Linked DNA regions of Homo sapiens: region 2 is linked to region 1. Evidence: read pairs that join two places in POLR2A ChIA-PET (ENCODE). Cell type or tissue: IMR-90. All regions are shown on one strand. Each heading gives the region's core, and the rest is flanking DNA. Links, peaks and the distances in the headings are about the cores only.

Region 1 (4,395 bases), core at 97-4,096:
CCAAGACGGGCAGATCACCTGAGGTCGAGTTTGAGACCAGCATGGCCAACATGTTGAAACCCTGTCTCTATTAAATATATAAAAATTAGCTGGGTGTGGTGGCAGATGCCTTCTTGGGAGGCTGAGACATGAGAATTGCTTGAACCTGGGAGGTGGAGGTTGCAGTAAGCTGAGATCACTCCACTGCACTCCAGCTTGGGCAACAGAGTGAGACTCTGTCTCAAAAAACAAACAAACTTACAAAGACTAGTGGTCCAAAAAAGAAAAATAAATGCAAGAGATATATGCTTTCACCTGCTTGACTTGAGTGCTCTCTCTGTCTTGCTAAATCTCTGCTGGGAGATGGTTGAGGTGGCACTATGGGAACCTGTTGTCTTCCATGAAGAATTAGGTCGGCACAAAGCTCTAAGTTGTGTTACTAGGTAAAGTGAGATTAACTTGGGAATTGAAGGGAAAGAAACTGGATTCAGAAACGTGTTCTTGTAGATTGTAAACAGATGAATAGAAAAACGTAACTAAAAGGAAGGATACCCGCTTCCACCTCCCACAAAGTCAGGGCTGACCTTACCTGCACAGCCAACAGAATCTTCCTACCCATCTTTGAGCAGAAGTTTGCAAAGCTCTAGAGTAGAGGGTAGTCCATCTGGAATTTTGCATCATCACTATCCATTTTCAGCTCTCTATAAGCCTGGCCTGTCTGCTCACTCCAGCATTCTCTATTTATCTCCTCATGACGTGCTATCTCAAATTGGAAAGCATTCACCTGCAAGGACCAGAAGACCTGATGAATAAATAGAGTTTAATTTCTCAAGTATAACTGGTCTGGAGTAGGTTATGTTGGGTTGCTGCAGTGGTTCAATGAGGTCAATAGGAACCAGGTTCTTTGTCTTTGCACTCAGCCACACCAAGCTAGCATGCTAGCTTGTTTCCTTAATGTAGCCAGGTACCTTTGCCAGGTCTAAGTAGCCAGACCCACTGTAAAAACAGGGGTAAATGAAGCTCTAGTCTGGCTGTCCTTTTTATCAAGAAAGGATACACCTTCCTGAAAACTCAACAGTGGACTTCAGCTTATTCAAAAGTGTGTCACTTGGTCACGCCTAGCTGCAGGGCAGGGTGCAGAAACAAGTGTTTATAGATTTTCCAGCCTCCCTGGTGGAGACAGGCAAGAGAGAAGGGGCCTGGGAATGGTGTTGGGAATTGGCTTCCCCAACAGTGTTTGCCACACACACTTTCCAGAGCCACATGCATTTGCTCGATTCCTTCCAGAAGTGACTCCCACAACCCAATATAGTGCTTCAACTGTGGTCTGATTGGCCTGAGGTTGAATGGGACTAGTGCCTTCCTTGCCAAAAAAGCCATCTGATTAGTACTGTATCATTTGGGGCAGCTGCAGTACTGCCTCCTCCCCCTTCTCTCCTGAATATGAATTATTGTTAGGTCAGGTTTTTTACATCTTGTATAGGTGCTTTTTTGAACTTAAGATAGGACTTCTCTTTCATTTCTGTCAAAACCTGTTTGTTGAATGGCCCCACAGTCCAGCTTGTCATTAGTGACCCTTGGAATCTTTGTGTGACTTGTAGATCCAATACATGCCTCTGTGCCTTTCATCCTTGTTTATTCATAAATTCAACAAACATTTTTGTTTACTTACTAGATGCATGGCATTGTTCTAGGAACATCCAAATCAATGATAAACACTTTAGGGTGGGACCAGGCTCCCGATCAAGTGAGTGATAGTCTTTTGGCTACCACTCTCAGGACACAGTTATTCAAACACCCAACTTTGCCCACCTCTCCATCCTTTTCGTAAAGATGTCCGTGTTCTCAGAGAGGATTTGCTGAGGTTAAAATATGACCGATGCCTGTAGCATCTCGAGAGCTGCCGTCGGTGCCAGCTTCATGGGCATGTGACCTCTGCAGTTTCACAAGGCCCCATGCTTGGTTTAATGCCCTGTCACCATCTTGAAAACGTAATTTTTGAACAAGGATCCCTGCATTTTCATTTTGTACTGGGCCCCACAAATTATGTAACTGGTCCTGATTCCCATACTGGTAACAGATCTGCAGCTGTAGATGTGATAGGCCTGCCTCTATGCCTTTCATTCTTGCGTATTCATGAATTCAACAAACCCTTTTGTGTACTTACTAGAGGCTTGGCATTGTTCTAGGAACATCCAAATCAATGACATTTTGGGCTGGGGTACAGGCTTGATTATTTTAAGAAAAAGAATCTATGTCTTTATTTCATATATATATATATATATATATATATATATATATATATATGTAAAATAATTATCAAGCAGAGTCCTGTGGATGGACAAATTTAAAAATAAATAAAACAAGCTCCTTTTGCAGTGGCACGTGCTTAATCGTTTTCTTGTTGCTGCTTTTCTTAATAATTTTCTATCAGATACCCATACTTACCAGGGTATGGAACAAGGATTATCATGCTATCTCAGCTAAATACTTCATGTTGGGCTTGTCTCTTCTACTCCCTTGTTTATGCAGCACTCAAGAGTGATCTCTCTTGCCCGATGAAGGTTTTGTCACCTCTCTAGCACGTGTCAGTGGCTGTGAAATACTGTCCAGTCCCTTATCACTTCCAGGGTCCCAGTTCCAGGGACTTGCTTCCACAGAAAGCCAGGTCTACTCAGATGATGTTCAGACAGTTTGGCCGCAGGAGCTGGACTTCTGCTTTTCCTCAGCAATGCAAAATGGACAAACTGCTTTCTTTACTAAGTGCTTTCAAAATATCTTTAATAAAGTGTATGTCAGGGATCAGTCAACTGTATCAGTTTACAATGTCTACGTTAGTCTACTTCCCCATGTTTTGAAAACTAGGCAGACCGTACCAAGGCCTCTGTGTCTTTTATTAACCAGCACCATCTTCCCAAGAGTGACCCTGCCACTGGCTGGCCCCTGTGGCTCTGTGGTGCTGGTAGTGTTCTCACAGCTTCTGCTCCTTAGCTGTCCTTCGGGCCCGGCTCCTTCACAGATGGTCTGCTGGCCAGGGTGCTATGGAGTTGGAATGTCCAGAGCCTCCCCTCGCTGATGCATTCACTGCTTTGGAACCTGCTGGCTTTCCTCTGGAGTACTGAAATAGCTTTACCTGTGTTGTCGGTTCAGGCCTGACCCTGCCCAGCATTACCTCCAGGGTGTCACAGTTCCCTTCTGTCCAGGTACCTTTCAAGCCACATTGCCACATCAATGAAAAGCCTCAAAAACACTTCCATGAGATACAAGATTATCTGCAAGGCAAACGAGGAAGTTTTTAATACCCTATTTGTTGACAGAATGAGGCTTCCAGCAGATGGTGCTTGGAAAGTTACTTCCCCCTCACTGTCATCCCTTGCCCCTGGGCCAGCTTAGGGACCTAACTTAGGAAAGGATCCTCCCCAGCTTCCTTCTGGCTGAGTAGCCTGCCAGGGTCTTAAGCAACAGTGATTCTGTTCCCCTCTCACTCATTTCTTCTGTCCCAGCACAAGTACATGCACCATTCTTTTACCTTCTGGCACATTAATTCATTTCCTAGTTCTTTGAATTAAACCACATCATGAAGGCCCTTTTGTGGAAAAAGAGAACAGTTTCTCTGTATTTTTCCAAAGAGCAGATTAAGGACCAGTGAATAAGGTGAGAAACTAGTCCACTGTGTATTAGAACGAGGGAGGGCTGAGTCATAAGAGCAAGGGCATGACAGAGTGGGGCACACCCTCCTTGTCACCGGAAGACCCCAGCAGGAGTTGAGTGGTTGTATGTCTGGAAGGCAGTGGGTGGGATTCACACAGCCCAAGCTCTCAGGCACTATAGCTTGGGTATTTACCTGCTTCAGTCTCTTTACCAAATGTTGTCCTATCTTAATGGCTGGCTTTATTGGAACATTTAGATTTTTTCCTGTATTTAAACTGAAGAAGGGGTAAGAAGAATCTAAGCGGGGAGTTTTGCTTTTCTGAATGCAAATAGTCCGGCCCTGGATGGAGGGATAACATTTGAGAGTAGTAGTTCTCAGCCCTATGTACATTAGAATCACATTAACGTGGAAGTGGGATGGGTTTAAAAATACCCCAGTGATCAGCCCCATGCCAGACCATCAGCATAAAAACAAAAACAAAAAACACTGCTCCGAATGTTGAGAACCACTGTTTTAGAGAGCTCCCTGTACGTGGAGGTTTTCAAGTTGAAGGCAGATGATGGCTGAGATGTTGGAGAGGGGATTCTTGAAGAGTCCTTCCAAATCTCAGATTCTCTGACTCTCCATAGAGTTGTTATTATTAGAGCAATGAAATATGATTCTCTGGACCATGATACCTTCAAAAGAACACGTGCAAGCTGAATTCTGCTTTGAAATATAACTTACTTTAATTGGACTTTCTTCCTATAATAATTAGATGATAT
Region 2 (4,395 bases), core at 320-4,319, 140 kb before region 1:
CCTCTGGTGGGGGTGGGATTGCTGTGGGTGTGACAAGGGGGCTTCTCAACAATGCTCTGAATTCTGATCATCCAGTGCTGCTTCCCTGCCTGCCAGGGACCAGAGCAAGGGGAAGCTGGGATGGCCGTTGGGCTGGGCAGGGCAGGCTTCCCTGTGGTGCTCCAGGCTGCAGTGCTGGGTTTGGGGAGGTTTCTGAGGGTTCAGAGGCTTAGCAGGATGGAGTGACAGCCCATGGCTGACTCACTGCCCAAGAGGCTGGCAGCTTGCAGCAGACCAGCCGGCGGCCCAAGGGTGAGCTCATAACCACAGGGATCCTGAGCAATGCCGTGTCACCAAAGCCAGCTCTGTCTGTGGGGCAGAGAGGCCCCCTGTCTGGGACTGAACTTTCTTAAAGATCACTGGCTATCCTTAAAGATCCACAAAGATCACTGACTCCAGAGAGGGGTCCAAGGGCCGCTAGCTGCTGTGCCCTTGGGTGCACCCAATGTCCTGCCATTTTACCTTCTATAAAGGCAATTCATAAAATGGCTAATGACAGATGATGTCATTTCTATGCCTTGCTGAGAAGTTCACATGACTACATTCATAAGCAGAACTCCGTCCTTGGTCAGACACCCTGCCCCTATTTGGGGTTTGGAAAATATGGTTACTGTCAATATGCTAAACTGAGGCCTTCCTGTCTGTGGTAGAAAAATCCACAAGGCATGGCTTGATTAACCTAAGAAAAGTACCGCCAGCAGGGCTGCCTACCTTGCAGAAAGTGTCTCTTCCTGAGGCAGGCAGCAACAGAGAAACACAGAAAATACCCACACATGCACACACACAGATACACACGGTGTCTACAGGACCAAAAAAAGGAAAATCCCCGTGAAAAAATTAGAGTTTTCATTCATCTTGATGATCCATTTGGGTCACAGAATAATAGAGGAGGTTAATGGTGTAGCTTAAGGACAAGCAAACACCAAGAAATGCTTTAAAAGAAGGTACCTCTTGGTTGCGGGTGATTTTGAAGTAACCAACAGTTCATGTAATTTGCTATTCCAAGAAATTGTATCAGACTTGCAGGAGTAAATCTATTGCTGACTTCTATACCTGGGATCTGGGAAGTCCTTGCTATCCTCAAGCACTTCCCCATCAGCTTGTGATGTTCTGATGTTTCACATTAATGAGGCTTCATTTGATTTAAAGCTTTCACTCCTAGAATCTTCTTTCAAAATGTTCACTCAGTACATTGTGTGAATTACAATATTTGCATTACCAGCCAGCTTTGATTGAGTTTAAGAGATAGCTGAGTGCAGTATTCTATTTGATTTCCCTTCCTTTATTTCCTTTGCTCCTTCTTTTTTCCTCTTCCTCCTTTCTTCTTCCTTCACCCACTCTCTCCTTCCTTTATTTTATTCATATATTTATTTTATAGATATCTAATGAGCACATACGCTGGGAGTAGAGAACAGTATCTGAGAGTCTGAGGACATGGATCCAGACCCTTTTCCTTTCTTGGGCATGACTTAAGACTTGTTTTTATTGGCAAAAAGGGGATAAAAATGAGACCAGCCTCCCAAGGTGGTTTGTCTAGTCCTTCGTTTCCCCTAAATGTCCCCCAAATGTAATCATTCTTATCAAAATGGTGTGACTGGAGGATCAGAGTGTAAGCTCTATAGTTAGAATGCTCAGATACCAATCCAAAGCTAAACTACCAGCAATGCCACCCTGGACAATTAGTTTCTCTATGTCTTAGTTTCCTCATCTGTAAAATGAGGCTAACAATAGGTATCTAGGCCAGGTACAGTGGCTCATACCTGTAATCCCAGCATTTTGGGAGTCTGAGATGAGTGAATTGCTTGAAGTCAGGAGATCGAGACCAGTCTGGGAAACATGGTGAAACACTGTCTCTACAAAAAATACAGAAATTAGCCTAGAGTGTTGGTGTGTGCCTGTAGTTTCAGCTATTCCAGAGGTTGGAGGGTCACTTGAGCCCAGGAGGTTGAGGCTGCAGTGAGCTGTGATTGGAACACTGCACTCCAGCCTGAGTGACAGAGAGAGACCCTGTCTCAAAAACAAAAACAAAAGGCCCCCAAACAATAGGTATCTACTTCACAGGGTAATTGAAAGGATTTAATGAGATAATTTCTGTTATTGTTGCTATTATTATTGTTGGTGCCAGAAATGTGAAAATGAGAAGTGAGAAAGACACTCTGGGAGGGAAGCCCAGCATAATGGATACTGACAACATGGTGAACTAAGTTGTAAAATGAGGTATGTCAAAGCACAGCAGTAAGGTTTAACTTTTGAAGAGAAGAATAAAGAAAACTTCACCAAGGAGGTGCCCAAAGAGGAATTTAATGGGAGTTCACCTGATGAACACAGATAAAACCTCTGTGTTAGAAACTATCCCATTACTGGGTATATACCCAAAGGACTATAAATCATTTTACTATGAAGACACATGTTCACATATGTTTATTGCAGCACTATTTGCATTAGCAAAGACTTGGAACCAACCCAAATGCCCATCAATGATAGACTGGATAAAGAAAAGGTGGCACATATACACCATGGAATACTATACAGCCATAAAAAAGAATGAGCTCATGTCCTTTGCAGGGACATGGATGAAGCTGGAAACCATCATTCTCAGCAAACTAACACAGGAACAGAAAACCAAACACTGCATGTTCTCACTCATAAGCGGGATTTGAACAATGAGAACACATGGACACAGGAGGTGAACATCACACACTGGAACCTGTTGGGGGGTGGGGGACAAGGAGAAGGAGAGCATTAGGACACATACCTAATGCATGAGGGGCTTAAAACCTAGATGATGGGTTGATGGGTTCAGCAAACCACCATGGCAAATGTATACCTATGTAACAAACCTGCACATTCTGCATATGTATCCCAGAACTTAGAGCAAAATTTTAAAAAAGTAGAAAACAATAGAGAAAAATATTTGAAATAAAGGATTTTTTTTAATAAAAAAAAAAAAAGAAACAGGCTCATCACTTTCCTCTCATCACGGACTCTCCACTCATGAGGCCTCCATTTCTGATATTTTACACCTCCTGTTTCCTCCCATTCCTCCTCCTCATTGACACAGTCATGCCAGTTTCCTCTATTCTTTTCCACACCACCCTCCTGGGCTCTTCCACCAGCACCTGAGCCGAGTGCCTGACTCCTATCTCCTCTTCCCAATCTCCCCCACACGCTGTTGCCTCCACAGAGATTAATCAGGGCTCAGGAGAGGGGGGAAAAAAAAGACTTTTCACTGTCTACTCTTGGGATCTTTCCAATTTTGTATCATGCATATGGATTACCCATTCATAAAATATGAAAGAAATTTAAAAGTAAATGAAAAACGGAGATAAAGCCTATATTCCTTATCTATTTTGTCTCATCTGAGTGGGCAACTTGGGAATCTTCCCGACCTAGAGTCCAGAATCTGCTGGCTCTGCCATATAAGGTTTTCCTCCTTGTAGGGAAGAGACATAATGGCTTCTTAGCCACCTCAAGCAGGTCTACCACTTTTCCCAGACAGCAATTGCAGATAGGCTTTGGGAGAAGAAAACCGGTAATGACAGCTAGTCTTCTGTTTGAAGTCCCTCTTTGTTTAGAAATCCCGTTTGCTTGGCTTTTAAGTTTTTGAGAAATAGGAAGAAAATGTTTCATCCTAACCCAGATAAGGCAAAAACAATTTGTGTCACCATGAGCTGGTGATTTCAGCTCCTTACCTAAGAAGCCTTGCCAGGTTTGAGGTCTAAGGCAAGGGCAGGAAGCAGCGTGGGTAAGGCTAGGAGTAAGACCCTTTCACTCATTTGCTCTGTGGTGTTCACAATTTCTGTTTCTTTCTGATCAAAAGACTCCAAAGAGTATGGAGGCTGCTACAGTTTTCACAGGCCCTCCCACAGTGGACTGAAGAAATCATGAAATTGCCAGACCTTTCTAAACCCTGCACAATATTAAGCACAAAGTGATTAAACAGAAGTGACTCTCAGCACCGTTGAGAGCCAAGATCTTTAATCGCATCCCACAGGCCGTGCCCCAGTGCTTGTCCTGGTGCTGATAAGGGGCCCCTTTCTGCTCCTCACCAAGGCCTGGCTCTTCCCAGGCCCCTTTCCCCACCCCCAAACATAGCAAAGCCCCAGGGCCCACCTCTGCCCCTGGAGCAGCATTCAGAAAACCAAGGTACATGACTGCCAAGCCAAGGGGCAAGAGAGGGTGCAGGATCAGGTAAGTGAAGACAAGAGAACAGGCCAGAGGTGGGATGTGGATCTAGGAAAAAATGCTGTGGTCTGTAAGAGAGAAATCTGAGTTGCAATCAGCAAGAAAATGTGCTTCTAGCAATGGCCCTCCCTCTGTTCACCAATCTTTTATAGTTGCCAGTTTATCTCCCTT

Evidence for each region. Peaks named below come from ENCODE experiments on the same cell type or tissue, not always from the same donor. Only the 100,000 strongest peaks of a DNase experiment are listed, where the experiment ranks them.
Region 2: POLR2A ChIA-PET joins it to region 1 with 5 read pairs; 4 of 35 experiments call an interaction of 5 or more read pairs at or near these places.

The regions. Positions count from the first base shown.
Region 1 is chr11:13,360,882-13,365,276 of GRCh38, forward strand. The region is part of intron 9 of BMAL1 (basic helix-loop-helix ARNT like 1); the gene reads left to right. Among named protein-coding and RNA genes, the nearest start is that of BMAL1, 85 kb to the left of the region's middle. RefSeq lists an enhancer at 3,263-4,023. In IMR-90, for the core only: no CTCF peak of the experiment used is centred there; no DNase peak of the experiment used is centred there.
Region 2 is chr11:13,216,328-13,220,722 of GRCh38, forward strand. No RefSeq gene overlaps it. Among named protein-coding and RNA genes, the nearest start is that of BMAL1, 59 kb to the right of the region's middle. In IMR-90, for the core only: no CTCF peak of the experiment used is centred there; no DNase peak of the experiment used is centred there; H3K27ac peaks cover 709 bases.